4 separate regions of the Mus musculus genome follow, and all the other regions are linked to region 2. Evidence: chromatin loops called from intact Hi-C (ENCODE). Cell type or tissue: heart. All regions are shown on one strand.

Region 1 (8,000 bases), 280 kb before region 2:
ATCAATGCTATCAGGCTTTCTGTAGGTGAAGAGTAGCAGGGACAGGAAGAATGAGCTCAAGAAAAACCTACCAAGCAGCTAGGTTATTCCATCTATATTTATTAAACAAATGGGTTTAGTACTTACCATAAAATTTAAAAATGTCATAAAAACCAGTTGTCTCTGTCATTTTCTATTGCTACGACTAAACACCTAAGACCAAGAAATTTATAAAGATGAGAAATCTCTTTAGCTGCCAGTTCTGGAGGCCAGAAATCCAAGACTAGCAGCCACATCTGCTCAGTTTCGGATGTAGGCTCTCTTGCTAGATCGTAATGTGGCAGAGAGCATCCCACAATAGCACAGAGCAAGTGTGTTTTACAACACAGCCACTCCCTCAGCAACTTATGAAGCTGCAAAAGCTCCACCCCTTCAAGAGCCGTTAGCACAAGATTTTGGTTATTAAGTTTCCAACACACAAAATTTGGAGTGCACATTTGGTGCACAGCCTATCTTACACATTTATTATTTATTGACTCTTCACAGCGCTGTGGGCGAGCTCAACTGGGTAGTTCTGATTTGGGATTAGACAGCAGCTGGCATTAAACAGGAGGGAAAAACCAGATGGGCAACTGTCAAGGCTGAAGGTCGATGCTATCTGCTGGCTGCTGGAACACTGCTGGAAGCAGATTGCATGATATCAACCAGCCCACCTACAAATGATCTCACCTAGACCCAGTTCCTCAGTCTTGAAGATTACAGTCATGTCCTGAGAGGAAATGTCTCAAGAGCCAGGATTCCAAGAAATTCAGGAGGAGGCAACAAGATGCTTGCTGCATATTCAAAGAAAGACATCATAAAGATGTGCGTAAAGCACATGCGGTCGGGGGAGGGGGAGGCTGAAGCAATGACCTCATGGTCAAGTGTACTTGTTCTTGCAGAGAACCAGAGCTCAATTCCCAGCACCCACATGGCAGCTCACAAACATCTGTAACTCTAGACTAGGCCATATGTTAACCTCTGTAACCACCATGGCTACCAGACACATATGTGTATAAATATGGATTCAGGAAAAACACCCATACACATAAAATAAATAAATAGACACATACTGATTGATAGATAGATAGATAGATAGATAGATTAGATAGATAATAGATTTTTTTAGGAGTGTGGTTAAGGGAGGCATGGCTCCAGGGATGGAGAAATCTCTGTAATAAAAACAAAACAGATAGATGATAGATGCATGCATATTATTTATCATATGTAACACAACTATATTATTTCTACGTTACATATGAACATTAGATGAAGCACTTCACATACATTGTTTCATCGTATAAATGAATCTAGCAGGTAAGTATACTTTTTCCATTTTACCAAAGAAGCTTCTGGACTTTAAAGAACTTAAGTTGGCAACCTGAGATTACCAAGCCATACTTTCCATCTCTGGAATCCAAGCACTGCACCGTCTGCCCTTATTAACTCAAAGATGTCCACTAGCTAGCTTTACTTTCAACATGCAAAACTGTTCTAGGCAGCACCCGTGGAATTAGGGATGAGAACAGCGATATGGCCTCTGCCTCCGAAGCTCTCAGTATTGTTTTAAGCAGGTACAAAGCAGTCTTTGTGCAAGTAGAATGACCTGAGTTCCCAGTTCAGATCCCCGGAATGTAAAAGCCAGACACTTTACCGCAAGACTGTAATCCCAGCAGTCTCACACGGAGATGGGAAACAGAAGAATCTCCCAGAAATCTTGTGAGCCATTTAGCCTGGAGTTGGCAGCATGGAGCCAAAGAGAGATGCCATAACAAGACGGAAGGCAAGAACTGATGCCCTCTGGCCTCTACTCAGATGCCCGCCGTGGTACGTAAACATTATCACACACAAACACATAAATACAACCATCGTGCATGTACACACACATAGTACAAAGACACACAAACAAAAAGAAATGCTAAAAGAGTTGCTAAGAAATTTTTTTAGCCGGGCGTGGTGGCACACGCCTTTAATCCCAGCACTCGAGAGGCAGAGGCAGGTGGATTTCTGAGTTCGAGGCCAGCCTGGTCTACAAAGTGAATTCCAGGACAGCCAGGACTATACAGAGAAACCCTGTCTCAAAAAAAAAAAAAAAAAAAAAAAACCAAAAAAAAAACAAAAAGGATTTTTTTAAAGCATCTTATTATATAACTCTGTGGTATGAGCCTGAAATCAATCCTAGTGCTTGAAAGCTAGAAATAGGAGATTGCCGATATCAACCAGCCTTGGCTACATAGTGAGGTCAGGATCAGCCTGAGCTACACAAGACCCTGTTTTGAAAGACAACAAAAAGATCTTAAGGTATGAAGTATGGCTGAAGAGGAAATTTTAAGGGTTGTTGGAAAGTCAGTTAGATGATGTTTTGCTGGGGCAAACACATGAAGGAACATGGACATGGGTGTGAGAGACTAAGGCAGACTCATGAAGGAACATTTCACTGAAGCAGACACTGGAGAGAGGATGTTCTGCTAAAACAAGCATATAAAAGGACACGTGATGAAGGTTTCTTTACTAACAACATACATGTATTGGTTCTGGTGGTGTACTGCAGTTTCTTGCTGCTTCCATGGACTCAGACTGATTGGATGCACGTGCTGAAGCAAGACGTTCTGAGGCAAGGCACATGGAGGACACGTGATGTTTGGAGGGTATAAATAGGACTCCACAGAGTAACAGAGGCAGAGCGTGGCTTGCTGGTACAGCTAGCTGTGCAACACTTATGGGTCCCAAGTCTTTGCTGATCTTTGCTTCTCTGAGAAAGCAGAGCAACCAGAGCTTCTCCTGGTGTTCCTGTCGGTCCCTCCTACTGACTCTTGTTGAGGCTGAGGCCTAACTCTGTTTGCTAGGTCCTGCCACCGCTGCTGATTCCTGTTTGCTATCCTGACTCTACTAAACTGGACTCCTGGAGTATCTGTGAGGTGTTTGTGAGTGGATCAAGCTGCTGTTGCTGCTAACCTGTGACTTCCAGAAAACACAAACAGGAGTTGCTCCAAAGAACCTTTCTTAACAGGACCACTTACCCCAAATCCTTTCTTTTCTACTACCTCTGGTGGGTGGTGGGCTAAAGGGGGGAGGGGGGGGAGTAAAGCATTTAAGAACCATCACTAAAAATAAGGTTTTAAAAAATTAAAGTTGTGTGTGGTAAACAACAATTTTTAATTTTGATGGGCCCTCCATCCATCAAATTAAATTAAAGGCAGTCAACACTTTGGTTCCTATATCTATAGCTTCTATGATGGAGTCAATCCATCCATAAACAATCTTTTTTTTTCTTCTGTTTTTTTTCTCTTTTCTTTTCCTCTTCCATTTTTTTCTTTCCTTTTCTTTCCCTTTTAGATGTGACCTTGCTATATAACTCAAGCTCACCTCAGATTTGCAAGCCCTTCCTTAACCTCACCTCACTGTATGCCAACACACCCTGCTATACAGACTAAACAGTACAGCATAGTATGACATTTAGGATGTGTTAGGTATATAAACTGGAGATGATTTAAAGCAGAGTATCCAACCTTTTGACATTGTCACATGACATTGTCATCTACAAATGTGTTGTGCTACATTCTCAGTTATCATGGGCCACACATCAAACAGTTATGAAAAGCACGGTCACATTCAAAGACTATATGAAAATATTAACCATGCTGCATAAGAGACTGGGACATAAGGATTTTAGTATGGGGAGATGCTGAATAAACAATTTTATTGGGAATATCCAAGGGAAATTACACTGAAAATGCTTCTTGATCCCTTTGTATATTCTTTATAGAGATAGAAAAAAATAAAATAAAAAGCCCTCAGCATAAGAAAGCTGTGGGTGAAGAGTGAGGCCTGGCCCCCAGGAGCCCAGTAAGGAGCGGCTGAAACTCTTCTGAAGGAAAAGCCCCAGCACACGTTCCTGGGCTGCTCTCTCCATGAGGAAGGGATTGTCTTTGTTGAACATGTAAAAATTTAAATACTATTGATTCTCTTCCAACAGACCAGGCAGGCAGGAGTGAGAGAGTCTATGTGTGGGTGGGTGTGAGCGTGGCTTTAGAAAGCTGTTTTTCCTTTTTCTCTGTAGTAGGTGGAGCCATAAACCCTTCAACTGTTGTATACATACATTGCTGACCACTTGCCCTACCTACAGGGCAATAATTTTCCACTCTGTAAGGCAATCAATATGCTATCTACTACCATTCCCTTCTCCTTACCCTCACAGTTTTAAGATATTTTTAAAATTACAACTTCTTCAAAGTTTCCATTTTAAGCCTTTGGTTTTGTTCAAAGCTGTTAGTTTTCGACTTAAGGGAAAATTTTTGTTTGTTTATTTCTGCTCTCAACTGTTATAAGCCCCATAGTTTAGTTTTAAGGACTCGAGTCACAGTATACCTTATTCGTCCCCTTGTGACTGCTACTGCAGCCCTGGGTGTTTTGTATAATGCATGAGTGAGCCCCGCTTAGAAATAGAAATGCATTTTCAATAAGTATTTATTATGTTGTTCTGAGCATACAGCTTTAAATTTGCCCGCTGTAGCTTGAAGCATTACACAAACTGTTGGTCTGCCGACTGCCTCTCTGGCAGCAGCACACACAGAAAATAGATTGCTAAGGGTCTCCCCCACCCCCCTCCTCTCCCTGTCCTCTCTTCCCTCTCTCCCTCCCTTGCTTTTCCTTTTTCTCGTTTTCTCTAAACGGGTCTTGAACATTTTTTTTTAAATCTTGTGGCATTTTTAATCAACACGTATTTCCTTCCAAGACCTATGCTCCTCTATTGATTCCCATTAAAATGCTTTTCTTTTCTTTGACCCTCTCTGCTGATCGAATTTCAGATCAGCCACAGGATATGCAACTAACCTTCCGGCACTACTGAACCCAGCCGAGCGAGGGTGATCAAAAGACTTGATGCATTCATTAAACATTCCCCTCGCCCGGGCAGAAGCTCTAATGGAAGCTATCTTTTTGCACGGCATTCCCCCCCCCCCCCCGCCGCTTTTTTTTTTTTTTTTTTTTTTTTTTTGGTCTTTCCCTCCACCCTCCAAAAAGAAAAAAATTTTTTATTTTTAATTTTTATTTTATTTTTATTTATTTATTTATTTTATTTTTTTGCCTTTGATGGCAAGGGAGGGGAGGGGGGAGAACATGAGAACAAAAGAGACTTATCTTCCCCCCCCCCCGCCCCCGGCTGACGTCAGTTTGATTTTACTGACAACTATTCGAGCGTGCGGAGCAGTTGGAAGCGGCCCCAGCCACCCCCGCCCCCCCACACCTTCCACTTTGGGGAGAAAACAAGACTTTTAGCGGCTCCGGAGACGCGCCCTGAAAATGGCCCGCTCGGCAAAGGGCATCCGAGGCTTATTTGTGTGGCACGATCTTTACTGGGGCGGAAAACACGCGGCGGGGGAGGAGCGGGAACGGGCGCAGCGGGGCGGGGAGAGCCAGGAATGTTCCTTCCCGGCTGCGAGCCCGAGGACATGGGGCCGAGGAAACAGGCCCCGCCCGGCCGTCGCGAGTCCGGGCGCGGGCGGCTCCGGGCGGCTCCGGGCGGGGCGGCCGCGCGAGGGTTCCGGCCTGACCGAGCCGGGGGAGCAAGGAGCCCGCGACCCCTCCGGCGCGCGTGCGCGGTGCGGCCCTCACGCACACCACCGCCGCCACCCCTGGCCGCCGAGGCCTCCGCGACGCCTGTCTCGGCTCCGGGAACGCGGCGGGCGGGCGGCAAAACCCGGTCTGGAAGGGGGTGGGGATCACACGGCGTGGCTTAAAGGCCCCGCTCCGGCGTCCTCCACCAGGCTGGAGAAGCTGCCGAGTTCCCAGGCGGGGCCCCGGAGGCAAAGGCTCGGCCGAGGGCAAAGCCATGTCTGCGGTTGCCAGGACCTGAAGATGTATGAGCGACCTGAACCGTCTCTGGAAAAGTCATATTTTCCAGGCTTTCGTGAAGTAGTCATCGCTCCTGTTCTAAATCTGGAGGCGGCTGCGTATCTATTTCAGTGAGAGAGGAAGATGTAAAAACTAGACCGGACTCGGGGAAACGTGGGCAGCGAGTGGGGTTGGATCGCGCCTGAGGTCCACTCAGTCCCCGTGACTCCTCAGACCTGGGTGTCTTCATCAGCTTAGGGTGTGTTAGGGGGACTCAGCCGGGCGGTCATCAGCATGGCCCAGAGGCTGGGGGCGTGGCTCGGGGTAGAAGTTTGGGGTTCACCCCAGCAGCTGGGCAGAATCCCACTCACCTTTCTTTCAGAAAAAGTACTGACTTTCCCAAGTGAAAACATGTATAAAATAAGACGTCAGGTTTTCATTTGACACCTTGTATGTGCTGCTGTCTTTTTTGGTTTGTTTTGTTATTTTTGAGATGGTGGGACTGGAACCCAGAGCCCCCTGCGTGCTAAGCAACTGCAACTCTCCGCCAACTGAACTATATCCCCGATCACTGCTCTGAAATAATTTAAGTATGTGCTTGTGTTTCTAACCATCTCCAAAATGGCTGCGGAGGATCCCAGAGTATGAGTACCAAGGTTTATTATTTTGGTATCTGCCCTAGGCCCTTCGGTGTTCACCATTAAGCACGGAGTACTTTTTTCTGGATGAGTGTATGGTAGCAAGAATGAAGTCCTGAGAAGCTAGCAGAAAGATCTGTTCACTTGAACTGAGTAAGGGAGATAGGCTGGGCTTTGTGAAAGGTTGGTCTGTTGAGCAGCACGGTGGAGACCAGCCACAGATGACAGGAAAAGCCATTCCACGTTGAGTTTCCTATCAATGTGTGATAGGAACGGAATAGGGCTAAGTAATATTGTATTACACATTTACATCTCTGTATGTAATACAATAGAGAATATGGACTAACAGAAACCATGGGAAAAAAAGAAAGCAAGCAAAGAAGGCTGTAGGCAGTTTATGGGAATTTCAGAAAATTTACACGAAATGAAAAATGCCAAGAAAATTCTGGGTTGGGAGTTGGGGAGACACTAAATAGCACAATGAGGTTCTCCCTGGAAAAGGAGGAGAGAGACAAGTGTGGAACCGATGTTTTCATTAAATATCTTTGACCATTAGGATCTTTCTCACTGGTGAAGACATGAGTGGATTTAGAAACAGGGAAAGGTATTAGTCATCTCTGTTAAGAGATGAAACTCACTGGAGACAAGATAAATGCCTACCTTCAGGAATTTTAAATAAATGGTGGCAGGGTCACAAAATGGAAAGCAAGGGAATATGTAGTCAGTCATTAAAATTATAGTTCAGGGCTGGAGGGATGGCTCAGCATTTAAGAGCACCCGTTGCTTTTGTAGAGGGCTTAGCTTGGTTCCCAGCACCCGCAAGTCACCTCACAATTGTCTGTAACTCCAGCTTCAGGGACTCAGCACCAGGCACACACATGCTGCACCTACATATATGAAGGCAAAATACTCATATACATAAAATATAAATAAATAATCTTAAGCTGCACTGCAGAGCCTGAGAAGTGGCTATTAGCAAAATTCTTATTCTGCAAATACAAGCAACTGAGTTCAATTCCCAGAACCCAGATAAAAATATCGGGTGTGGTAGTGTTTGCTTCTAATTCCATCACGGAGGAGATGGAGACGAGGATCCCTGAGGCACCCTGGCCAGCTAACCTAGCCTACTTGGCAAGCTCCAGGTAGTGAGAAGCCTTGCTTCAAAACCCAAAGAGGATGCCTCCTGAGGAGTAAGACCTGCCAGGACCTGAACAGCTTTGGACTTAACCTTACTAGATCAAAGGGGAATGAGGAAACCACAGACACACACATACCTATACAAAAAAGCAGGCAAGGTTAGGAGGCAACTTGAATGGACACACACCAGCAGCCCTGGGTTCTGATTAGCGAATTTCAGGTGGGGGCTCTGTAGGGGAGCAGTCCCAGGCCGAAGTCATCTTAGAAGAGACAGCCTCACACTGTCAACATCCTTATTCAGACCAGGAAAAGTTCTTGCGATTCCCATGGAGCTAAGACAGCGGTTCTCAGCCTGTGGGTCTCAACCCCTCTAGG
Region 2 (8,000 bases):
AACACATGTCACAATAACATTTGAGTACACTGGTCCAAATAAGAAATATTAGAACCAGCTCCTCTTATTTCTTTTAAATGTAGAACACATGACCAATTTTCTTGATATCCTTGCATAGGGCTGTGTGCATCCTCTCTACCGAGTTCCAATTTTAGCATACGTGGTGCTGAAATGAACATTTTTCCTCTTTTATTTTTCTTGATGTGGCTACTAGAAAATGATGTAACACCTACATGATTGCATTATATTTCTACAAATTCCACACTCTGCCTTAATTGAATTTCCCCTGCCTGTGGACCCACTTTCCACTGGTTGCTCTAGTTGGTAAGGCCTCTGCTCTGTGGAGAAGCTTGTGGGAATGCGGCGGTGGCTTTGGGTCCTTTCCAGCCATCACCCCTGACTGAGGAGGGCCTTGGAACTGGCAGAATGGGGTGACACTTCTTTGGCTACTTAAGTGGCAAACCTCCAGTCTATAAATGTCTGTTTAGGAGAAATAATGTTTTTTCCAGTTTGTTTTGGTTGCAGTTTCTTTTACCTGAAGCTAATTAATCTTGTAGAATATGTATTCATTGTATCCTCTGTTCCTCAAGAGTGTCAGGCTGTCAGTTGAGTGGTATCTAATTTTAGAGAACTGTCTCAAAGAAAGCAAGGTGCCCACTGCTGTGTTGGGCATGTGTAGTACTGGTTGAAAAGCCACAAACGTAACAAGTTCATGGGCATCTGAAAACTGCTCCTTAACCTTGGGGTGTCGCCTGAGGTTGCTGTCATTTATCTGAAGACAAAGCTGTGCTGGTCTTCCTAAAGAGCCCGTCTGTTAACAGCGAGACCCTCACATCCACAGTATGCTCTGAAGTTGGGAGTAAACGCAGCTCTGCCTGCTGCTTCTGTTGTGGTGCAAATGTTTAGAGTTTAAACTGTTCTGAAATGAAATGGACCTTCATAGAAGGGAAGACTTTTCAAAAACAATTTATAACTTTCTCTTTTTATGACGATGAGCACTCTCCTTTTAGAGCTGCTAGAATGTAGCTACAGGTGAGTGGTGTCTGAGGGTCATCTTTAGGCCTCAGCTTCCCTCTCACCAGTATGAGGTTACAAGGCATTGCTGGAGTGTGAGACTTCCTGGTTTCCAGATGTCCTCATTTGCACAGTGCTCACTAGATAGAGCCCTCTGCAGGGCACTGCTGGAGGTTCTGCAAGTGACATAACCATATATGCATACATACATAGTTATGCATGAAATGGAATTGCTGCTTCAGCCCAGCACTGTTCACATTCTAACAGTGGGGATCAGGGGAGCCTTGGCAGCTTTCAAAGGGCAGGATTACAGAGAGTGAAGGGGCCTGATTGGATAAAGGGGCGGAAAGACCTCAGTTGCCTTATTGCACAAGTCACTAGGGAGCGTGATTACCATCCAGTAATGAGTTTAGGGGAGTGAAACCACAGGGCAGATTAGGAACAGACTCCCCCTGGCCCTTTTACCTAAACTAAGGAGTTTAGACCCAGATCCTTTGGTATTCTCTGGCATTGTATGTGGAACAACAAATTGAAATCTGGATTTGCCAAGGATACCATAAGGCACCCCGAGGAGTGGATGGGAGATCCTATTGCAGTTTCTACTGTTGTGTGGATGTAGGAGAGAGCAGTCTCAGCAAGGCACTGAAAAAGGACTAGGCTGGGGTGAGTTTGAAAGCAGGTTTTGGGGACTGGTCTTGTCATGCTCAAAGATAGCACTAAGGAAGTTCCATTTAAGTCACCTCACAGCCATGAAGTGACTGTCAACCACCTGCAGATAGCAGGGACAGACGCTAAGAAACTGTCTTAGGGACACAAAGTCAGTATTTGAAGGAGTTAAATATAACCTCACACCCTCTTACTCCAGGGCCCATGCTTTGCCAAGTACCTCTCCCTTGGCATGGAGGACGAGGAGCATGTGAAGTTCTGAACTGTAGCCTTTTGCATCTACCTGGGAAGAGGGGTGAGGGGGCGTGGTCCTCCATGCTGCCTCTTGCCTGGGCTCTGCTAGGTTCTATCCCCACTGCATGCTGAGTGCTTTCCTTGCCCAGCTCCAAAGGCCTATTCATCACTACCCACGATTCTGTGTTTGGTTTCCCTCTGCAGCCTGACTGCAGACCCGAGTTTGCCTATCTGTTGACTGCCTTCTTGGCTGCACCACAATGTGTAGCACTGTAAAATACCTGACCATGTGTTCCTTGCACCCCGACGGAGCCTGCGTTCATTTCACTACTGTCCTAACCACAAATGAAGGAAGGTAGTAATTTACTGAACCCAGAAACATCTGAAAATTCCTTAACCTCATAGCCTGTGCAGGTAGTACAACTTGGTACCATTTGGAGGACTGAAAAGGAAGAAAAGGCTAGAGGGCTGGAAGGAGGGCAAATAATGTCAGAAAAAAAAAGTGAACTTTTAATCAAAAAATCTCAAAATTTTAAAAATTTGAAATAAAGTTGAAAAATACTGAAGCATATTCCTGTGAAAATCATCTGTAGGAGAACAAATGGGGTGAAAAATTTGAACATTCACTGATGAAGAATTTGCCCAAAGCAATTTGTATGATTGCCCATTTTAGGTAAATTTACTAAGTATCACCTTTTCTAGTAACACAAATCCTAACATTTCAAGTGTACAAATGATTTAATTCATAGTATGTCAGCATGCCTGCTTGCCTTTGACCCTGCTGGTACTATACAGACTAGATATGGCTGAATGAGAAGTACCACATTGCAGAGCCTAGGTGAGCTGCGTCAACATGACAACAGTAACAGCATTTAAAATCATGTGTTCATTTCTTTAAATATCTGTAACATTATCCAAAAGTTTCATATATAGCACTTGGTTGTGACAAAAAATAGTAATGGTGAATTGGTGCTTTTGTTTTTGCTAAGCTCTCAGATTACTTAATTTTCTTCCAAAAAGTAATGACTTGGGATTTGTGGCTATACGTGACACACATATATAACCATAATGGGATTGTTTAGAGAATTTGACCATTCAACCCGGTAAGCATAAGGGAGCGCTCAGCAGGGCCTTGGGTTGGATACCTGGGCCTGCAGCTTGCCTGGCTGCCTAATGGCAGCCCTGAGAAGCCTAACCTGCGGGGCACCCTAAGTCTCACTGTCTGTTTTCACGTTCCCTATCCTGGAAACGTGTGCGTGGGGTTTCTTTGTTTTCCTAGCGCAGTGTGTCCCACAGCTCGCGGGCCAGTGAGTGACTAGGCACTCCTCCAGGGAGGAAGAGGGGAAGCAGCGACTGCGCAGCCGCGGGTGGGGAGCTCCCGGCAGGCACCGCGGTGGGAGGCCTGGCCATCGAGCCACGGTCGGGGCTGTGCAGGCCCCACCCCAGAGGGCTCACTCCCAAAGTTTCTGCTGACGCAGCCGCGCTCCCGGCGGTGCTCCCAGTTTCTCCGAAACCCTCCCGCGCCCTCTGCCTGTCCCTGGAGAGGAGTGCCGAGGCGAGGGCCGAGCGGCTGCCCTGTATCCCTGCTGGAGCCGTCCGCCCCTGAGGAAAGGGCCCTCCCCCACTGTAGCGGGGCCGGTTGAAACTTGCTTTGCAGAAAGAGACAAAGTTGTAGACTCCCAAAACCCAGAGTCTGGGAGGATCAAACAACACCCCCCCTTCCCCCTCCCGTAGGCTGGGCCATGGGGAGACCAGAAGGCCGCTGGAAAGTAGGGTGGGGTGGAGTGATGGGGTGGGGCCAGTGGGGCAGGCAGTGGGTGGGGCGCCAGGGGGCGGGCCTTAGGCCTAAGCTGTGCACCAAGACAGGCGAGATGGAGGGCAAGAGTGGCTGGAGCGGAGGGTAGGGCCAAAGGCAAAGACCCTAACTACATTTGTGCAGTACCAGTTGGAACCAAGTGCAAGGTTCCTTGATGGGAAAACTAATTCATAGCATTTTTAAATCCCAGAAAAAGCCTAAGCTTTTGTAGCGTCTCATCTCCTGTCTGTACCTTCTTAAATTAAAAAAAAAAAAAGTTATTTTATGCTACTGGGTGTTTTGCCTGCTTGCATGTCTGTGCACAGCGGCTGTTCCTGGTACCCATGGAGGCCAGAAGAGGGCATCATCAGATCTCTTGAAACTGGGATTACATATGACCTGGGAGTTGAACCTACAAGCAGCAGGGTTTGTTATCCACTGAGACAACTTTCTAGCCTCTACTACGTTAGTAAATGCTAAGAGGATTTGGGGGGAAAGACATTTCTGGAGAATAAGACTAATCTGTCTAGAAGACCTAAGGCCACTGTCTGCTCTCTGTTGCTCACCTTCTATGGTATAGCAGTGTAACCTTAGACCTTTCAAGTAACCTGCATGACACATACAAGAAGTTAGTCGACATACATATACCAGACTTAGAGGACTAATCAGCCAGAGCCTCTAGTTGATAAATTATTTCCACTGTGATCTGTAGCCTGAATGGTTTTTAAAGTCAATGCAGTTGGTACTATGAAGAGTGAATTATTGATAATCATTAACATGACGGATATTTCCTGACCCAGTAGCTTAATTTTGGAAATTTGACACTTAAAGTTTGTTACAAAGGTTATTAAAGAGACTCTGAGCAACAAGTGTTTTGCAGAATACATTTTGTTTGGGCTTATGCCTCATATTTACTATGCACGTGCATGGTATTTTAACACAAGTATGTTTATGATGTGTATACAATTAATATTCTATTAGGAAAGATTGTTATAGTATGGACATTGCTAACCTTGATTACTGCTGCTCACTGCTGCCATTTGACAAAGTTTAAGCTAAATAAAATCCAGTTGATTTGGACATTTTGTAAAGAGAGGTGAATTGCATGCCGGGGTATACTACTACACTTTATCCTTAAAAAAAAACCACCTAGACGCAAATCGCTTATCATGCACGTGTGGATCTGTTTGGGCTTGCATTCACTACATGAATGCAGTAACACCCAACATACTAGAAGAGGTTGGTGTGTGTGTGTGTGTGTGTGTGTGTGTTGGGGATAGTTTTCATTTCTATCGTGGGTGCACATGGGAAACACTGGTGTCTTCTTCAGTATCTTTGCACCTTAGCTTTTGAGACCCACAAAGCATGAACTCAGTTTTCTCCGGGGTTTTCTTGTCTCTGAAGCCCCCCCCCCCGCCCCCCCCCCCATACTTCGAGCACAAGCCTAGCCATCTCCCTGGCATCTGAATATGGGTGTGTCCTGTAGCTCAGGCCCCTGTGCTTGTTCAGCCGCCTCTTTACCAAGTAGCCATGGCTCCAGCCCTTCTTTTTAGGGTTTGAGCTTGTATAATGGTCATGAAACTGATGGGGTCAATAAGTTGTGGGTTGACAGGCATTTAAGTCCTTGGCTTTGTGAATACTGAGTTAGTAGAAAGACTTAATTTTCTTGTATCTCAGGAGGAATGGAAAAGCAAGCAGAAAAATTCTTATAAACGGATACAATTTGTAACAGTGCCTGTAACATAAATTTAATAAAAACAGCTTCCTTTCTCATCCCACCTGTATTTACTGTTACATTGACCCCATTGATGGAAACAGCCCAGAAATTATTGGTGTATCAAACTATGAACGTTATATGGAGCATCCTAGACTTTAAATACTAAATCAAAGAAGACATATCTGTTTGGGATATTTTAATCACTTCTATTTCTAAATGCAATTTCTGTGTATATTCTCTTATAGCATATTGTAAAGCTGCCTCTCTGATATCATAGTGAGTTTGAAATTATTTTGTTTCCCTGGTTCCTTGAAATTTTGGAAGAGCTAGGAAGCAAATGCATAATTTGACCGATTTTACATTCAAGTGTAGGCAGTTGTCTCAGATTATATTTTCAATTTTGAACTTTCCCCCCATTTTTAAATAGTGGCTTTGTATTACTAATAGTTGAGTGCCTCCCCCTCTTAAGTAAATACGGCATCAAGCTCACATTGCATATGAAATGTCTGTCTGTGCAGGCCTGTCAGTGAACTCGAGAGTACATGTTTAGAAGGTCATGCCCCTGACCTGGCCTCCTCAGTACTTACTCCTTTGTGGAGTTTGGGGTTTTTGCCCTCCCTACCCAAAAATCAGTGATGTGTGACTATACTGTGCCAGGACATAAGGTAGCTTTCATCAAAACAGTGATGCCTGGTAAGATGTGACACAAATGAACCTTAGCCCCAAGTGACCATTTCCTTCTTATGTTTGGTTATATATTGTCTATTTCAGAAATCTCACGCTTAACTCAAAGGCTATAAAAATTTGTTTGAATGCAATTGAGTCTACTTAATGTAAAGTGTTGACAGGGCTCCAGTGAGCAGACTCTCTGGTATCAGTGGTAGAAAACATTTCTCCTAGAGATTGCTTTCCAAATAGAAAGCCACTTGCGGGCACAAGCTTGGTACTCTTGAGTTCTGCATTGCACCTCCCTGATGTACAATAGGGGACTGCCTTTCAAACAGTGTAAATATAGCATTCTTTGAGAGCCTTTCTGTTTTAAGGTTTGAACTATAAAACTCGTGTTGTAAACTGTCTGAGAGTGACCTGGAAGAGGTAGTATAGATTTGTGCTTTAGACCTGAAGGCGATGTAATGTTCTCATGTCTAACCTTGAGCATACTGCTTAGTATATTAGCTATAGGAGTGTGTGTGTGTGTGTGAGTGTATGTGAGTGAGTGTGTGTGTGTGTGTGTGTGTGTGTGTGTGAGTGTGTGTGAGTGTGTGTGTGTGAGTGTGTGTGTTAGAGTGTGTGTGTGAGTGTGTCTGTGTGTGTGAGTGTGTGTGTGTGAGTGAGTGTGTGTGTCTGTGTGTGTGTGAGTGAGTGTGTGTGAGAGTGTGTGTGTGAGAATGTGTGTGTGAGTGTGTGTGTGAGTGTGTGCCTGTGAGTGTGCGTGTGCATGTGCGTGTGTGTTTCCTCATGGTTGACTTACTATTTTTCATGTTAAAATTGCAGTTTATGTTTAGTTTTTGCAAAATTACAGAGAGGTTTGGAACAGATTAGATTTCTAGTATGCAAGAAGCTCTGAGTTCAATTCTGGGCACTGGAAAAAAATCTTTTGTTAGACAAAAGTGTGTGTGTGAGTGTATGTGAGTGTGTGTGTATGTGTGTGAGTGTGTGTGTTAGAGTGTGTGTGTTAGACAAAAGATTTTTTTCTAGTTGCAGAAAATAACCTATAGGCATTTCTGTCTGAACTGAACCATTTAAAAGCCCCAAAGTGCCCCACACACCCCCAAATAAAAGTAGAGCAGTTTCTAATTCATAGAAAAATTTGTATAAACTATTAGTTGATTTTTGTTTGTTTGAGAAAGGGTCTCCTTGTGTAGCCTACCCTAACCTGGCCCACTCTGGTTCCCATGCTGGTCCCTACCTCTGGGTCCTGCTGCTGCAGCTTCCTGGGTGATGCGAGTGCAGGTGTGTGCCACCAGCCACACTCAAGCTTTAACCCAGTGTTCTAGAGCACTTTATCAAGACAATAGAGAAAGTACTACAGGTCGGACATTAGGGGCATTTTGAGGATGTGACTATACTGGTGGTTTAATCACATCTGGAAAATCGTTAACGTTTTCCAAGGACTGTGGTTTGCTGTTTTATAAACTGAAAATAACATTTACACAATCACAAGAGGATGCTCTGTTGTCTTAGGGAGGTTCTCCATGCCCCTCAGAGTCTGCCCCTTCTCCACACCAGATCCTCACAAGCACACCCACTTCCTCTCCCTGTAGATTTGGTGTTTCTAGATAGATGGAATCACACAGTAGCTAGCCCCTCAGCTGGCTCCCTCCTCAGAGCTCCAGCTCACCCATGTTGCTGCTTGTAGTTAAAGTCAGCTACTTTGTGTTGGTGTGTAGCTTTCTGTTAACACCGGTGGGTCCCACAGCCCTGGTTTATCTGTTCACCAATTGGAGGATGTCTGGCATCCTTCCAGTGTTTGTCAGTGAGAGATGAGCAAGGCTCCCACAGCCATTCTCATACCCAATTCCATGTGCAGGTGCTTTCCTTCCTCCCAGGAAAACATGGAGACAGAGGGGCCCA
Region 3 (8,000 bases), 120 kb before region 2:
GTTTTTATTTATACCAAGGTGATTTGTGAAAATGGTAAGTGAGGTTGATGGTTCTGTAGTGCTGGCTAGTTTATGTCAGCTTGACCCCAGTCAGTGGAGCAGAGGGAGCCTGTAGAGAATGTCTCCATTTTCTCCTATAGACTGGCCTTTATGATAGTTCTTTATTTAGTGATTAATGGTGACGGTTGCAGTGCATTGTGGGTGGGCCCATGCCTGGACTGGTGGTCCTGGGTTCTATAAGAGAGCAAGCTGAGCAAGCCAGTGAAAGCAAGCCAGTAAGGAACATCCCTCCAGGGCCTCTGCATCAGCTGGTGCCTCCCAGATCCCTGCCCTTTGTGAGTTCCTGTCCTGACTTCCTTTAGTGATTGATGAACAGCAATGCCGAAGGCCAAATAAACCTTTTGCTCCCCAACTTGCTTTTTTGTCAGTGTTTCATCTCAGCTAAAGAAACCCTAAGCAGGACATGAGCTGTGGCCATCAGAGATCGTAATCACTGTCCTCCCTCCTTTGGCCCCTCCCCTGTACGAGCCCTTTCAACCTCTCGCTGAGTCTTCTGGTAAGTCTTCCATCTTTGAGGTACACCTTGTTCTGTTACCTTCAGCTTACATGCTGTGTCTTGCTTTTCCCTCTGGGTGAAAGCCGCTTAGCATTGCTTTCCACTTGAGGCCTTGCTCTTCTGGTTCTCTCCGCACACACTGATGCTAAGTTGGAATTGACCGCGGCTGTGTTTCCGATGTTCAGACTGGGTAAAAGAAGCAGAAACAAGCAATAGCTTATTATTATTAGCTTACCCACATTGTCTTTGGTTTTCAGCAGAGAGTGGCTGGCCTGCATTCCCTTTGCAGAGTGTACTGCCCTACAGTGTGCTGTGCTGTACTTTGGGTCTGCTGGGTCAGCTGTCATTTATGTTCCACAGGTCTCTCTTCTTGCTCTTTGTGGCTTATCCTTGGATTGACATTTGCTGTCATCTCTTGAACTGGGCTGGGTCCTTTGTAGCTGTTCTGTGTCCTTAGGACCATCTTCTAGTGGGTCCCTCAGAAATGGAACAGAGAAGTAAATCCAAGGTCTTGCGTGTTGGAGAATTATCTTTATTTTACCTTCATATGCAAATTACAGAATGACTGAGAAGAGAATTTTGGAAGTCACATTCCATGAACATGTGTGTGTATACATGTGTGTACATATATGTGCATATACTTACATATATGTGCACATTTATACACACGTTATTCTGAAGCCAATTGATGCACACCTACATACACACACATATGATTACATTTTTAGATACAGGAATTCACTATCTAGCCACTGCTGACCTGGAACATGCTTTGTAGCAGGATTAGATTTGTCTCTGCCACCCAAGGGCTGGCATTAAAGGTGTGTACCACCATGCCAGCATTCGGAAGTGGTCCTCACCATCTCTACTGGCTAGTTTTGTATCAACTTGACACAGCTGGAGTTATCACAGAGAAAGGAGCTTCAGTTGAGGAAATGCCTCCATGAGATCCAACTGTAAGGCATTTTCTCAATTAGTGATCAAGGGGGAAAGGCCCCTTGTGGGTGGTGCCATCTCTGGGCTGGTAGTCTTGGTTCTGTAAGAGAGCAGGCTGAGCAAGCCAGAAGAAGCAAGCCAGTAAAGAACATCCCTCTATGGCCTCTGCATCAGCTCCTGCTTCCTGACCTGCTTGAGTTCCAGTCCTGACTTCCTTGGTGATGAACAGCAATGTGGAAGTGTAAGCTGAATAAACCCTTTCCTCCCCAACTTGCTTCTTGGTCATGATGTTTGTGCAGGAATAGAAACCCTGACTAAGACACCATCTTAACCACTTATGTTGTCCTGGGATCTGAAGCCATTTCTGGTTTTGCTCCTAAACTTTGCTATTTCTCTGTGCCTCCCCACCCCCACAATGGTGTAGCTTCTGACTTCCTGGTGTCCTTGAGCTCCATCTCAGCCTGGCCGCTTCTTTGGCCATGCACCCTGACTCTGAGTCACACAAACACCCTGGGACTCTTTCATCTCCAACGTTATCTCTACCCTTCATTATTCCATGTTTTGTAGTCTCTTCCCTTACTGTTCTTGTTAGGATGTCGACTCAGTGTGCTCCGTGGGGCCCTAGTGAGCACCAGCACCCCTCAGCCTCAGCCTGCTGTGTAGCTGTTGCTTCTGGTTTGGGGCTTAGGGCTATTTCTCTTCTGTTTTTCTTTTTTTTTTTTTTTTTTTTTCCCTCTTGGTTACCCTTTGTAGATGACTCCCAGTTCCAGCATTATATATTTAATTTACAAAAGCTCTTTTTCATCTCCTCAAACCTTCCCTTTCTTATCCTTAATTTCTTTGTTGTTTTGTTTGTTTTAATACAATCCTGTTCTTATTTCAGAAAACCATTTTTCTCTGAAACATAATTGACTGTGCTCTGTTTTACACAGTTTCATTTTCTTCTATTATGTCTCTTTTTAGGTTTTTTTTTTTTGTTTTGTTTTGTTTTTTAAATTCTATTTTATGTTAGGTACTTTCTTAAACTACCAAGAAATCTCAGGTTGTCTGAGTTTCTGAGGAGAGATTGGGTTGCTGGGCATTGGTTGCCGATTGTGTGGAGAGGGGATGGAAGTTGGTCCCTCCTAAGTTTGCATTTATATCTATCTGTTCTGTTGGTTTGGCCTGGTGTTAACCCAGGCAGAGGATGCTGGCATGCTCTTAACAGAGAGGATCTTAGCATCCAGCTGCTGCTGCTGGTGGGTTCCAGCAGTGCTTCTGGGGCCTCCGCTTAGCCATCTTACAGGAGTAAGACTGGCTTCTTCCAGGATGAGGGAGGACAAGCTGAACTTCATGGGAGAGGATCTTCTTGGTCGTTGCTTCTTCCTCCCATGTTTAGGCTGTAGATCCCTTTCGCAGCCCCTCGCATCTGTGCCCGCCAGCTGCCGCTCTGCCCTTGCCTGTATCCAGGGCCATCAAATTCCTGTGCCCTGCCAGCCTTTCTGGTCCACTGCATGTAAGCAGCTCAGGTAGTCACTGTCTGTCCGTCTGTTTATGGCTTCCACATTTTGCTGCAGTTGTTCCTGTACTCAGGAGTTTGTTAGAAGAGCAGACAGAGCGGGCAACCAGAAGCAAGCAGTATTGCCATTTTGTTTAGGAGGGAATGACTCTAGATGTGAGCTTGAACCTGCTACCTTCCTGCAGATGTCTCTGTAGGTTATAAATGTGGAAGTCAGAAAGGTAGAAGTTTGGCTTCTTCTGTACCTTCAGGTCTGCTTGGGGTTTTCTCCTGCTCCGTACAGACTTTTTTAACTTCTGTGAATATGTACACAATTGTGGGTGACAATCTGTCCAATAAACAGAATTTTTACAGACATTAAATATAATCAACAGCCTCAAAGAGTCATGTATATTCTGTTTTTTGTTGTTGTTGTTTTTTGCCTCCCCCCCCCCCCCCCCCCACCAGTGGCTTTGATTGTTCACATAAATTGAAAATGCGGTCTCTTTTGTGTCTTGGAAGTTACTTCATTTAAATATGACTTAATATACTTCACTCTCTGTGCAGACATCTTAAAATTACTTGTGATCACAGTCTGTCCTGTAATGTCACTGACCTACACAACACATCTCACACAGCATAATAAGAGTTGTTATGGGCTGGAGAGGTGGCTCACCAGTTAAGAGCACCTACTGCTCTTTGGAAGGTCCTGAGTTCAAATCCCAGCAACCATATGGTGGATCACAACCAACCGTAATGAGATCTGACGCCCTCTTCTAGAGTGTCTGAAGACAGCTACAGTGTACTTACATATAATAAATAAATGAATCTTTTTTTTTTTTTAAAAAAGAGTTGTTATAATGCTGTTTGTTTCAGAGATATTTCCCATTAACAATATGTGGGTCTCCCTCGCCCTCCCCCTTCCCCTCCCTCTCCACCCCCTCCCCCCCCCGTGTGTGTGTGTGTGTGTGTGTGTGTGTGTGTGTGTAAGTGGTCCATTGGCACATTCCTTTCCTTCCCTTGCTCTCAGCACTTACCACACTTTTGGCTCCTGACAAAGGGTGTGTTGGGCAGACTGTCCTTCATACCGTCATCCATCAGCCCTGTACTCCTCCTGTAACTGCTTCTGTAGCTGTGGACTTTCTGGAGTGTGTGCTGGAGCATCCTCTGGGGAACCCTCCTTCCCCTTCCTCCCCAGATGTCCACAGTTGACACTGTTGTCCGGGACATTGCTGGAGCTCCTGGAAAGCAGCACAGGCAGGCAGTTATCTCACTGGACAAAGTCTGTGCAAGAGGTGCTTGTGGAGGGCAGAGGGCCAGGCCGGGTGCCCTGGTGGGCTCGGAGGTACAGCTGGTGGTTGGTGTTGGCTAGAAGGTTTACCTGCTAAGGGCAGGAGTGTGTGCTGGGAGCCCCTTTACATGGATGCAAACTGGGCTGAGCAGGATGGGGGTGTCCTGCCCTCATCTTGATAGTACACGTGCATGCACATTGTTTGCTGTGGAAGGGTGGCCTAGATGTGACACTGGAATGTGTGATTTCCTAACCAGCTGCATCAGAAAGTACTTGAGTAGTACCCAAGTAGGGTCATGATCAGAAAGACATGTGATCTTTTTTCCACTTTGTTTGTATGTGGAAATCATTGCAGATGGAGCGGCTGGTAACCCACAGACATTTATTCTTTCAATGTGGTAGTCCAAGACCAATGTGCTGCCAGGACCTGTTTCCTGATGCGTGGCCCCTGCTTTCTGCATGTGCACCTGGAAGACAGGGGGCCACCTGGGTCTGAAGTCTCATGTAAAAGGTCTCTCCTTAAAGCTGACTATCTAATTACTCCCCAAAGGGTGAGCTCCTGCCACCTCACTGTGGCCACGAGGGGTAGATTGCCAGTGTAAGCATTGTGGAGGGATACTTAAGACAAAACTTAATAGTGAATTAGTTATTTTTGTACAAAGCCACCCAGAACTATATATGATAGCTCTTTAGATATTTAAAAAGCTGGGCTTAGTGTCACACACCTTTCATCCCAGCACTCAGAAGCCAGAGAGATAGGTGCATCTCTGTGAGTTTGAGGCCATCCTGGGCTACATAGTGTTCCAGGGCTGCTTGAGCTACATAGGACTGTGTCTCTGAGGGGTATGAGGAGATTAAAAGAAAAGATTTAAAGATGAATTTTGGTTATAGTTTTAATGATTCTTGTGGTATTTTCTATTATATCAGTGTGGAATAGGAAGATTTTAAAGAATTCAGCTACATTGTTCTAAAAAGGTGTCAGTCTCAGAATAGCAATCATGGTGATACACATTTTTAAGGAAGTCATAGCTTGTAAAAATTACTCATTGAAAAGTCTTCCTTAAAATATCTGTTTCCATTCAGGATGCTCATTTCTTTTAAATTGACATTCATTGTAGGAAATATTTGTATGTTTTAAAAATGAGTTTAAAGACTTGCAACTTTGTGTCAAAGGCCATATTCTCATAGTAACTTTAGAAAATTTCCTTAATGATACTTCCTGTACAACCAAGAAATAAAACAAAACACAAACAAACAACAAGCCCCAAATGTTGCCCGACATTCGCAGGCCTTGCTCAGGAAGAGGGCCACTCTTCTTTTGTTGCTTCAGGCTCTGCCTGTCAGAAGGGAGGAATAATTATGGTTTTTTTTTCTTTCTTTTTTAGATTAATTTGTACATTTATGTACATTAAAGTGCTCAGTGTAATTTACTATATTTGCCTTATAAATATTGGCAGAATTCCATCCTTAATGAGTTTGTAGGTCAGTAATCCAAATAAACCTAATTTACTGAAAACAGTGAGCTAAGGGCCTCTATAGTTCATATTGATCTGGCTGTCTGAGGGGTTGGCTGGACATGGGGACCGTGTCTACTCTGCTTTTCTCACTAATATCAGACTTGACGGTATGTGAGCAGAAGTCCACCAAGAATTAATGACAGATAGGATATGAAGAGATACATTTGTCAAAAGTGAACTTTAAAATGGATTCCTTAATAGAGAGTCTTAGAAACAAAACAAAAATAAATGTGACATTATCTTGTGGGAAAAATTAGTTCTGAGAAAGTTGTAGAGTCTCATTTAGCAACTTTAGACACCTGTTGAAAATATTTTAAGAATATCACTTCTATAACATTTCCGTGTTTCTTGTTATAAAACATAACAACTGACAGCTATGACTATTACTAGCTCTGTTGTGAATGGTGCAGTAAGCTGTGAGGCTGGAGCAGGGCCAGCCATGGATAAGGATGCCCATGCCCGTCGTTCCCAGAGGGTCACCATCCCTGTGGGAGTGTTACCCATGCTTGCTCTCGTCTACCTAGGCAATTCTAGATCTAACTCCTGGATTATGGTGTCCTTGAAGAAGGACAGCTGGTGGCTAGAATGCCCCTACTGGCCTGGACCCCATTCTCTCATGTGACAGCAGACAAATCTGGGGAGAGCTTTGTGCATTTTGGAGAACACCATCCTTCCTGCTTGTGCCAGCAGTGCCCTTTTGTAGTGCTGCGAAGCTCAGAGCCCTACTTTGGGCTTGAGGGCTGAGGCAGGGTTCGGGCACAGCTTCCTGTGAGATGGCTGTGTATGGCAGACCCAGCCTAACGCGGAATGCAAAGCACCCTGGCTCCAGAGGCTGAGCATACCTGAATATACCCTTACTCTAGGGCTTGGGGTAGCAGATATAGTAGCACATTAATTAACTGAGGTAAAGCTCAGTCTCTGTCTTTGATCTCGATAGCTTACATTTTTCTTGTGCTTTCTAGCTTTATTTATAAGAGCTTGTTTGAACTAAGTCTTGTCAAAGATCAATCTGTGTGGTATTTTAGAATCCATGGAACATGAATTCTCAATCTGCCAGGAAAATAGAAAGCCCTTGAAAATCATATTTAACATGGGGCATACATCACATGGATAGGTGTATAAGAATTGTGCTGTGTTTGAACATAATCTGTATGCTAATTTTTTAAAGTATTATGTTGGACTCTGGAGCAAATCAGAAATAGTAGGTTTTACTAAATCTCATTCTCTTGTAGCCATCCTTAGTAATGATTCTCCTTCCCCTGACTGGCAATTTTCTTTATGTTTTATAGTTGAGATTTCCATTCTTGTATTTTAATATGTGGAACCTTTGGGTTTCTAATACACTAGAAATGCCTTTATAGTTTATCTCAATAAATTTGATGACTAGAAAGTAAGTGAGCCCTCTACCCTTTTGATAATCTGCAAGAAGAAAGACGACTTGCTAACAGAGATGTACCAGCAGGGCTGAATCTAATAACTTTCCTGGCTTCGTGTTTATTGTGTACAAAGGTGGTGACATTTTGCAGGTCAGGAATACCATAGCTTATTTTCATGTCTTGTTCTTTGCAATACCTAGCTAGCCCGGTGCCAGACAGGCCATAGGTGGCGGATTAGAGAAGGGCTTGCTAAGGGAACACACGGAGCAACCCCCCAGCAAACGCCACAGAGGGTTCTGTTTACCTCTGTCGCGGGCAGGGTGGAAAGCAGTCTCGCACAGTGCTTTTGAATGTTATAACCATAATAACAAGGTTCCCCTTTTTTCTCTGTCCTTAGTTTTAGAAGGTACTGAGACTGAGTAAACAACCCTCTGGATGTCCACCGTGATTTTCTGATGTCTGTGATCCTGAAGTGTGTGGTGGTAGGAAGGAGTGCTGGGGTAGACTCTGGACTTCAGCCTTGGCCCCTCAGATCTGTGTCCTTTTTGTTGAGCAGAGCATGAATGTTAAATATGTTAAAGCAAGCCGCTGGGACCTGGTGTTTGGTACATCATCACATCCTGTCTCCCCATCTTCCTTGTCATCCTTTTTCAATTCTCACTGCTCAGTTTTAGGCATTGATTTTCAGTCTGTATTGTTTAGTGACTTGGTAGACATTCATCAGTCATTTCCCTCCTTCAGGTCCGACTAGGGCAGAGAGAGGCATGAGGTTTAAGCACAGTGCTGAGGGATAAAGCTGCTTTATCCCCTCGCGCTTCAGCCTGGGGACACTGATGTCACCCGATGG
Region 4 (8,000 bases), 130 kb before region 2:
AATAGGTCCCATTAGACCCTGGTCTTGTCAGAGAGGCTTGTTCTAGGTCTGCGTGAGAAGCAAGCTGTTTCAAGTTTCATCAGCCTTTAAAGGTTTTTAGGCTTTTCTTTTCTTGTCTTTTCCGTTCTTTTTTCTTACAGACTTCTGCACCGGTTTCTGAGTCTCGCCCTCCTTCCCCATGTTCCCCTTTCATTTGTATCCTGGTCTGGTGCTTTCCTGCATCAGCTCAGGGAGTAAGCCGGGGTGGGGGAAATCATCTAAAATTGATCTCAATAACTCAGTTGAGTAAAGTTAAATTTATTCTATTTATATTTTTAAGACGAGATACTGTCCTTCCACATTTAGAAGCAGCACTAGGTTCCAGAGTAGAGAAAATCCCACCTCCACAGATCAGAAATGTGCGTCTGTTAAAGTTGTTTTCCTCAGAGGACATTTCAAAAGTAACACATGGCTTCTATTGACCTCATTTTCTTCCACCTGAGAAATGATGTTGAACTGGGCCTGCGTCAGAGAGCCATGGTGCCTCTATGACAGTCAAGCAGAGAATTCCCACTTAACACTATGGGCTTCAGTGCTGATGAGTTTCGCATTGGGCAATGGGACCCTGACAGAAATCTAAGGCAGCGCCCAGAGCGTGCTGTCAGTGCTCTCCAGTTTGGGCTGGCGTTTAAGATGAGGTAAATGTTGTGGAAATATACAAAGAAACTCCAGTATGAGGGAAAACGTCCTCTTTTTGGCACCAGGTTCCCTTTCTTCCTCTTGCCTTCTCTGCCATTTCTGTCACGTAATTCAGCCATCAGTGTTCATGTGAGTCCAGCTGTGTAGGACTCAAGGCTGTCCGTGTGTTCCACAGGCTCAGCTTCCTGTTTGCTGGCCTTGATGATAGTGTCATCACTTCAGATGTAGGCACCGGCTGCAGCCCAGCTCCAAGCCCCTTGAGTGTGGTGGGGCCAGTCAGTTGGACAGAGGAGAACGTTTCTCATGGTCATGGTGAGCATCTCTTTGTTCTTTGAGGATCTGAAAGCTGCTGTCTGTACTTCGGAATCCAGAACTAATACAGCCTATGGCAGCAGGGACAAACTCAATTAACTTAGTTTCTTGTGGTATATCAGCAAGTGGAGTGGACTTCTCCTGGGCCACTCGACCAGTGGGTTCACGGACGGTGCTGGCATCCTGTGTGTCTGTGAGTAGGTGGCATCCAAGTCCTTTCTTAGTTTTTTAAGTCCTTTGTCCACTGAGAGCCATGCATGGGTTTTGTGTGTCCCTTTTTTGGGGGGCACACCCCTGGAGAAGCTTCTTTGAAAGGCGTGGTGGTGGTGGGGATCAGTGTCCCCAGTGTCCCCAGTATCAGAGGGTCAGGTGGCTTTGCTTGAGCACATAGATGTGGAGGTTGGCAATAATCTACCCTGAAGCCTCTATCTCCCCGTCTGTGTGTCCCGCAGGGCGTCTGTGGAGGTGTCCAGGCCTTCGTCCTTTGTATGTTGCCTTCCTTTTTCCTTCTCTGGAGACTTCAGATGTGTTGAATTGAAATTTGTCTTTTCCCGCTTGTTTTTCTAGACTCATCTAATGTTAACCGTGTGTGTGTGTGTGTGTGTGTGTGTGTGTGTGTGTGTGTGTGTGGTTGGCAGGTGAGTGGGTATTTTCTTTGCTAATGTCACATCATAGTTTCCTTTGTGACCCTTGGAAGTTTTATTGGTTAACCCTGGGTTAATTAACTCCTTACTTTCACATTATCCCCCACTCGTCACCTGTTTATCTTTCCCCCTATTTCTTGGCAGGTATTGTTAATCTCCCCTCCGTCCTGTTAGGGGCTGTATTTACTTTTTTCTTTTTCACAGTTTCACTATGTATAGACTTGTTTTTCTTCACAAACTTTTCTGATATCATCATTTCAGGAAGACAGCAGTTCATCTGCCTTTACACAGCTTTAGAAACCGGTGACTGTAAGGTTCTACTTTCAAAGAGAAAGTTCTGTGTCCTTGGTTGACCAGTTGCCCTGGTGGACTAGATGACGGAGTGGGAGTTGAGCCATTTTCTTTGAGGCCCCTCTTGTGTTGTCTGCATGCTTCTCCCACTAAGGTATCCATTGCTCTCAGAGAGGGGGGTCTGCTGTGTCCCTCCCCGCCACACTGTTTCCATGGCTCCTCTCCTGCTGGCCCTCCAGATGGCAGTCCTCCTCTGCCTGAGGTGAGGACAGGGAAGGGGGCTCTGTGTTCCTCATTGCAGGTCTTTCTGTCCAGCTCCCACCACCCTGATTCCTGAGTCTTTGGGGTTTCGTGCTTTAATTAGCTTGCTTCTTATCCTCTCACCTAGAACAAATTAAAACATTAATTATCGCTTGTCTCTCTGCTTTTCTCCTTCCAAAAATTCTTTGACCTCTTGCCTGCTGCTACCCCAGCTCATGTTTTCTCTGCCCTCACAGATTTAGACTTTTACCTTTTCATTGTTCCTTCCGTGGGGGTCCATACATAGTTATAAACAGGAGCCTTGATCTGTTTATGGAAACCTGTAGAGACATTTTTAGTAAGAGCTTCTCTTACAAACTGTTGTCTACATGTTTGGGTTTCAGTGTGCCACCTGGTAACACTCTGGCTCCAGAAGTGTGTGCATTAAGACCAGAGGGGACTTCAGGAGATAAGTATCTGCGGGGTCGATTGTTGGCAGGGCCCTGGCCTGAGGAGCTGTGTGAGGTGGGGCTGTCTCTGTGTAGATTAGCCAGGAGAAAGTTCGTGGTACTGAGGCAGTGCTTTCAGAGTGATTGCTCCCTCGGGTGTGCAGGGTAGGGCTGGGAGGACAGCCTCTAGGCCAGTGGGTTCTCTGCCCATCCACAGGAGGCCAGGCTAGGGTTGCTGAGTGCCTGTGAGGGGGGCTGCTGTGAGGGATGGTGGGAAGGGACAGTTTTAAGGTGAACTGGGACAAGGGTTAGCAGAGCAGCACCACAGGAAGGCAAGGGCCACAGGCTGGGCCCAGAGGATACTCTCTGTGGTGGGAGTAGACCCTCAGGGCTGCAGCTCTGCCTGCTGCCTGCTGATGCTCTCCCTGATGCTGGAAGCTGCAGGCTCCTTGATTGAAGCCCTGCCTTGCTGGTCTCCACCTACTCCTATTGGAAGATAATCATGTTTTCATAATTGATACTAACAATCTAACAGATATGGCTAGCCTCACTCCTCAGAGAAAGACAGAATGGCATGTATCACAGGCAAAAGGTTTTTTTTTTTTTTTTTTTTTACTAAAGTTTGTGTTTAATGCAATTTTTAGCAATAGAGAACAGAATGGAAAAAGAACCTTCTGATTCATACTTATTAAGCAACCCAGAAAATAAGTTAACTGTAGTAGGGCAATCAGGAATTTTATCTACAGGCACAGCTTCATAGTATCTGTATGTGTGGCCCAGTGCCAAGACCAGTGTGAAACTAAAAACAACAACAGCAAACTGTTAGAGCAATTATAACAAGTCAACTTTGTATCCTTCTGTGTCAGGAATGAAAAATAAAGAGTCCAGCTTCCCCGGCCTGCCGGCCTGCCGGCCAGTATTTAGCATTCCTGCTGCTGTTTACAGAGCTTTGCATATGGTCTTTGAAACCCTGCGTGCTCTTTCAGCGTGAACCATCTACTCACTCTTATCAGCTTTCAAGATGCTGTCTCTCACAGCTCTGCCACTGTTAGAGCAGGTCCGGAATCAAGCAGGGAGCTGGGAAAGAGCTCCGCTGCAGAGCTCGGCTGCAGACCGCCATCCTGGCTGGAGGTTGCTAAGCTTCTGTGTACATTCCTGGTGCCCTCCTGGTGGCCTGATCCTTAGGCCTCCTTAAGTTAAAAATACTGGGTGTGTGTGGTCTTGGCAGCTGGCACGAGGCCAGGCTTTTTATATCCTGCTCTGGCCTGGGAATGGAGCTCAGCAGAGGGGGTGCACAGTGTGGGGAGGCCCTGCTGCCTGGCTGTTCTGGTTTTGTTGTTCTAAGGAAGAGACAGCTGATGCTGGCCCTCCACGCGCATCTTTCTTTTGGTCTGATGTTTGTTAGAGTAGCCATAGAGAGCCAACTTTAGAGTTTAATTTCCTTTCCCCTTTGAAGCCTGTTATACCATCTGTTAGAGAGAAACTTCTATGCCTAACTACTTATACTTTAACTAATTAATTGGGCACTGGGTTCCTGGACATATTTATTAAATGTCAACAACTTGGGACATTTAGTCTTTGTTTTTAGAGTTTTATGTCCAGTAGGATTTTTCTTAAACTATGTCCAGAATATCCTCGGGAGTGTGCACACTGCTTTACATTTTTTGTTATGAATTATTGATTAGATTGTTCTGAAGGTATCCATTTGTTTCTTCCTCCCCACAGCAGCACCTAGGAAGCTGTTTTCTGTCTCCCTCCCTCTTCTGGGTGCTGTTTTACATACTAGCATGCCAGGGCTAAAGGAGGCAAGGCAGACTCATCGCCTGCTTGTGCTATTAGACATCCGTACAGTGAGGAACAGTGCTGTGGAGTCTTCATTGTGAATGCTGTTCAGGCTGTTCCCTGCAGTATGTGGGTCAATGGGTGGCCCAGTTCAAGACCTGGGGCACTTCAGAAGAAGTGAGGTGTCTGCCCCTGGAGAGGTGTCTTCTGGGAGAGGCAAGCATCCATGTGTGTCTTGTGGGGAGGGAGTGGCTAAAGCGCTTATGGCGTATGATTGATAAGCCGATTGTCACAGTCGGGTGGACCCCAAGGAAGGGACAAGCATGTCATTGGCCCTGACAGTGATTGACAAGGGGAGGCAATTCACGTGCTTTCTCAGATGAAGATGCACTAAAGCGTTCTTTTGCACTGTTCTTCCCAAGGCCTCACGGCCACATGCCTTGTGACATTCTTGGGATGTTTTTACACAAAGTGAGGTCCTTTGCAATTTTAAGTATTCTTTACATTTAATTTATGTTTGTGTGTGTCCTGAGTGTGGTGCAGGCATGTCAGTGTGTGGGCACATGGAGGCCTCTGTTGGCCTTGTTGCCTTGAGACAGGGTCTGTCAGCAAACAGGTGCACATTACTTTCTCTAGGCTGCCTGGCCACCAAATCTCTAGGATCTTCCAGTCTCTGCCCCCAGTGCTGGGGTCACAGGTGAGCAGAGCTGTTTCTCACTTTTCTTGTAGATGCTGGGGATTTGAACTTGGGTCTTTATGTTGGCCATAGCAGGTAGTCACCTCCTGGAATTGAAGACTATTTTCTGGCAGACTTTAATGGGTAGCCCTGGCTATGGCCCTGCATGGCAGACTCGAGCTTGCCCCACTTCTTAGCCCATGCGGGAAAGATCCTGCTCGTTCGTTCTGAAGTTGGCCCAGTGCACAGAATCAGCTCTCACTAGGAGCACTTACTTGCTTCCTTCTTTGGAAATGGAAACTGTTGGGCAGAGGGGTGGACATGGCGAGGGTGTTTGAGCACACTATAGCAGACCGTTTTGGCCTGGCCAATGTGAATCGATGTGTTTTTATTAGAGCTCTTTGGCTGATCTTGGACTGTAGCATTCTCACGTTGGACTGAACGTTAACAAAATATGGATGCTTTTCTTCCTTGGGATCGGCTGCTAAATGTAAGGGGCTTTGTGGATCAGTGCTGCGATCTCTTCATTTGTAGGGTGGGAGTCCACTAAGATGGGAACTTATGTGGAGGGGTTTGCTGAGGTTCTGAGTCAGAGCCCTTTGGAAGGCATGTTGGAATAGGCCATGTAGGTGGGGAGAGCCTCGAACTCTACCTTTGCTGGGGATGGAGGACACTTGTGCTCTTTTCTCTCCTTATCTCCCCGCCCACCCGTTTTAAAGTAATTCTGTAAAATATATAAGAATGTAACTGCTTAATGCAAAAGTAAGACCCCATTTTTCAGAGATAAAGTAAGTGTGTGTGTGTGTATGTATGTGTGTAGCCGTGAATAACACAGCACAGTGCTGTGCCCCTGTGCTGTGGTTTCCTCCCTGGCTAGTGCACCTGTGTGTTTGCTGTGTGCTCCTCTCTCCCATTTTGTGTAGGCTGCACGGCAGGCCTTTGTGTGGATTGCTGTGTTCAGGCCAGCATGAGGGGACTGATTTCACTGCTGCTACAGGAGGTGGTGGAGGAGAGCTGGCAGCTTTAAGGATCACGAGCTCTTCCTTTAAGGGAATTTCCTAGAAGTGAAAAGAGGCCACCTAGCCCATGATCAGAAAACAATCAAAGCAGAAGAATGGAGCATCCGCCCTCCTGTTGCTTTTAAAAAGTGTTCTTTCCTGGGTCACAGGAAAGTGCCACTGGCAGCAAGTGACCTCACTTGGGGGCTTCCTGGGACTGCTTAGCTTGGGAGTGGAATATCTTGTGTGGTCTCCTGTTTTCCATTTGGCCTTTGATCTGTCTGCCTTCACTCAGAAAGTTTAAAATTTACCTGTATTTTGTAATACCCAATTCATAGACTATAAACATAGCCTGTGTGTTCTGAGCATGTTTTCTCTGTTTTGTAATCTGTGCTGTTGACTGTAAATCTTAAGACACTCCTTAGAGGTTATTCTTTGCCTGCTTTTGGATCTGTAGTGAAAATTAAAGGTACTTTAAAGTCCAGAAAGTGGATGATGTCCACTGGTCAGTAATTAGTGAACTCGGTAAAGGGCAGCTGCTCAGAGAAGTAGGAGAGTCTGTGGTGGCTGGGCATGTACCAGGGCAGCTGTGAAGTAACGTGGCAGGTGGCTAGTGAGAATTCTGTCGTTCTCCTTACAGTACATCTAAAAGCTCAATAACTGTTGGGTGGGAGTAGATGAGTGTTGAGCATTTGTGGAGAGTGTACATGGTCCAGAGCTCTATCACCAGCATGTAAAAACCAAAGCAAAAGTCAGGCATGCTGGTGCACACCTCTGATCCTGGCACTCAGGAGGCACAGGCAGGCTTATCTCTGAGTTCAAGGCCAGCCTGGTCTACAAAGTGAGTTCCAATACAGCCAGGGCTACACAGAGAAACCATCTTCAAAAACAAGAGCCACCACCACCAAAAGCCAAAGCAAAATAAAAAAGAATATAAATGTACTAGCATGAAGCAGCTTCCGTTGTGATTGGAGTAAGTGCAGAGCTAGGATGCACTGCACGGGAGGCTTCAGGCTGGCGTGGAAGGACTTAGCAGCCTGTGTCTGTTTCATAATCTTTTTCCAGTGGAAACTTAACATTTACCAGGATGACCTTTTAAAAGTCACGGCCTGCCTCATTCATCGTCCCTCTTTGAAACCATGTTTACTCTAAAAGTTGAAAGGACATTGTCTTAAGTTTTTCTTTCCATAGGACATGTGCTGGTTTGTTGTTTTTTTCTGTAAAATGCCTATATAATATAAGAGAGTAACAAAGCACAAAGGCTCTTCTGTAACCTCCCATTGGTTAGCCACTGAACAAAGCTTCAGAACTTTGCTCATGAACAGGACTGGGCTTTGCCTTATGGGTGTCTGTGTGTTCATAGTGCACAGTGCCATGTTAGAATAGGCTCCGGCACCCTGCGCTGTTCAGTAAAACATCTATGAGGCAAAGAAACCAATAAAGAGAAGAATCAGTCCCTCAGGGGTCTGTGTGTACAAGTCTCGTGGTGCTGGGGCTGTTTGTGGTACTCGTGAGGCTGAGCTCTGGAATCTCGAACTGACTCTGAGGACAGAGAAAGAAACCTGTGGTTATTTATACAGGGTCCACGTGCTCCTTGTATTCAAGCCTCTAGCTGCTCTTGGCTTCTGACACAACTCTCTTTAATTGTGTATTTGGGAAATTACAACAAAAACCAACATTTTAAAAGAAGAACTTCCCTCCGATGGCGAATCAGACTGGTCGCGGCTCTGGATCAGATTTTTAAGGGCTCCCTTTGGAGCTGTCCAGTTATTTTGCTATTTCAGACTGGCTTGCCTGTGACATTGTAGCTCTTAAGATAATTTAGAGCTGTAGGACGTTGAGTGGGTTTGAACCATGCTGTATAATGTAATATGGAATTTTGTAACACTGTTAAAATTCTTTCCTTTGCATTCAGATGACTAAGTACAGT

The links. Peaks named below come from ENCODE experiments on the same cell type or tissue, not always from the same donor. Only the 100,000 strongest peaks of a DNase experiment are listed, where the experiment ranks them.
Region 1: a loop joins it to region 2, with 12 times the contacts of the local background. A loop is called at or near these places in 11 of 42 quality-filtered maps.
Region 3: a loop joins it to region 2, with 2.0 times the contacts of the local background. A loop is called at or near these places in 4 of 42 quality-filtered maps.
Region 4: a loop joins it to region 2, with 2.1 times the contacts of the local background. A loop is called at or near these places in 2 of 42 quality-filtered maps.

Annotation. Positions count from the first base shown.
Region 1 is chr17:4,902,691-4,910,690 of GRCm38, forward strand. It overlaps Gm34507 (predicted gene, 34507), which reads left to right and starts at 5,632. Exons shown (of 3, transcript NR_166049.1): 1 at 5,632-5,981. In heart, CTCF peaks have their summits at 4,862 and 5,764; DNase peaks (open chromatin) are centred at 5,531 and 6,111; H3K4me3 peaks cover 2,372 bases; H3K27ac peaks cover 2,486 bases.
Region 2 is chr17:5,186,545-5,194,544 of GRCm38, forward strand. All of the region lies in intron 4 of Arid1b (AT rich interactive domain 1B (SWI-like)), which reads left to right. Among named protein-coding and RNA genes, the nearest start is that of Gm34854, 34 kb to the right of the region's middle. In heart, CTCF peaks have their summits at 1,163 (motif pointing left), 3,446 and 4,051 (motif pointing right); DNase peaks (open chromatin) are centred at 2,067, 3,377 and 4,037; H3K4me3 peaks cover 1,374 bases; H3K27ac peaks cover 1,844 bases.
Region 3 is chr17:5,070,767-5,078,766 of GRCm38, forward strand. All of the region lies in intron 2 of Arid1b (AT rich interactive domain 1B (SWI-like)), which reads left to right. Among named protein-coding and RNA genes, the nearest start is that of Arid1b, 80 kb to the left of the region's middle. In heart, no CTCF peak of the experiment used is centred here; a DNase peak (open chromatin) is centred at 4,185; H3K27ac peaks cover 397 bases.
Region 4 is chr17:5,054,740-5,062,739 of GRCm38, forward strand. The region is part of intron 2 of Arid1b (AT rich interactive domain 1B (SWI-like)); the gene reads left to right. Among named protein-coding and RNA genes, the nearest start is that of Arid1b, 64 kb to the left of the region's middle. In heart, CTCF peaks have their summits at 2,153 (motif pointing right) and 3,786; a DNase peak (open chromatin) is centred at 3,822; H3K4me3 peaks cover 1,252 bases; H3K27ac peaks cover 899 bases; H3K27me3 peaks cover 121 bases.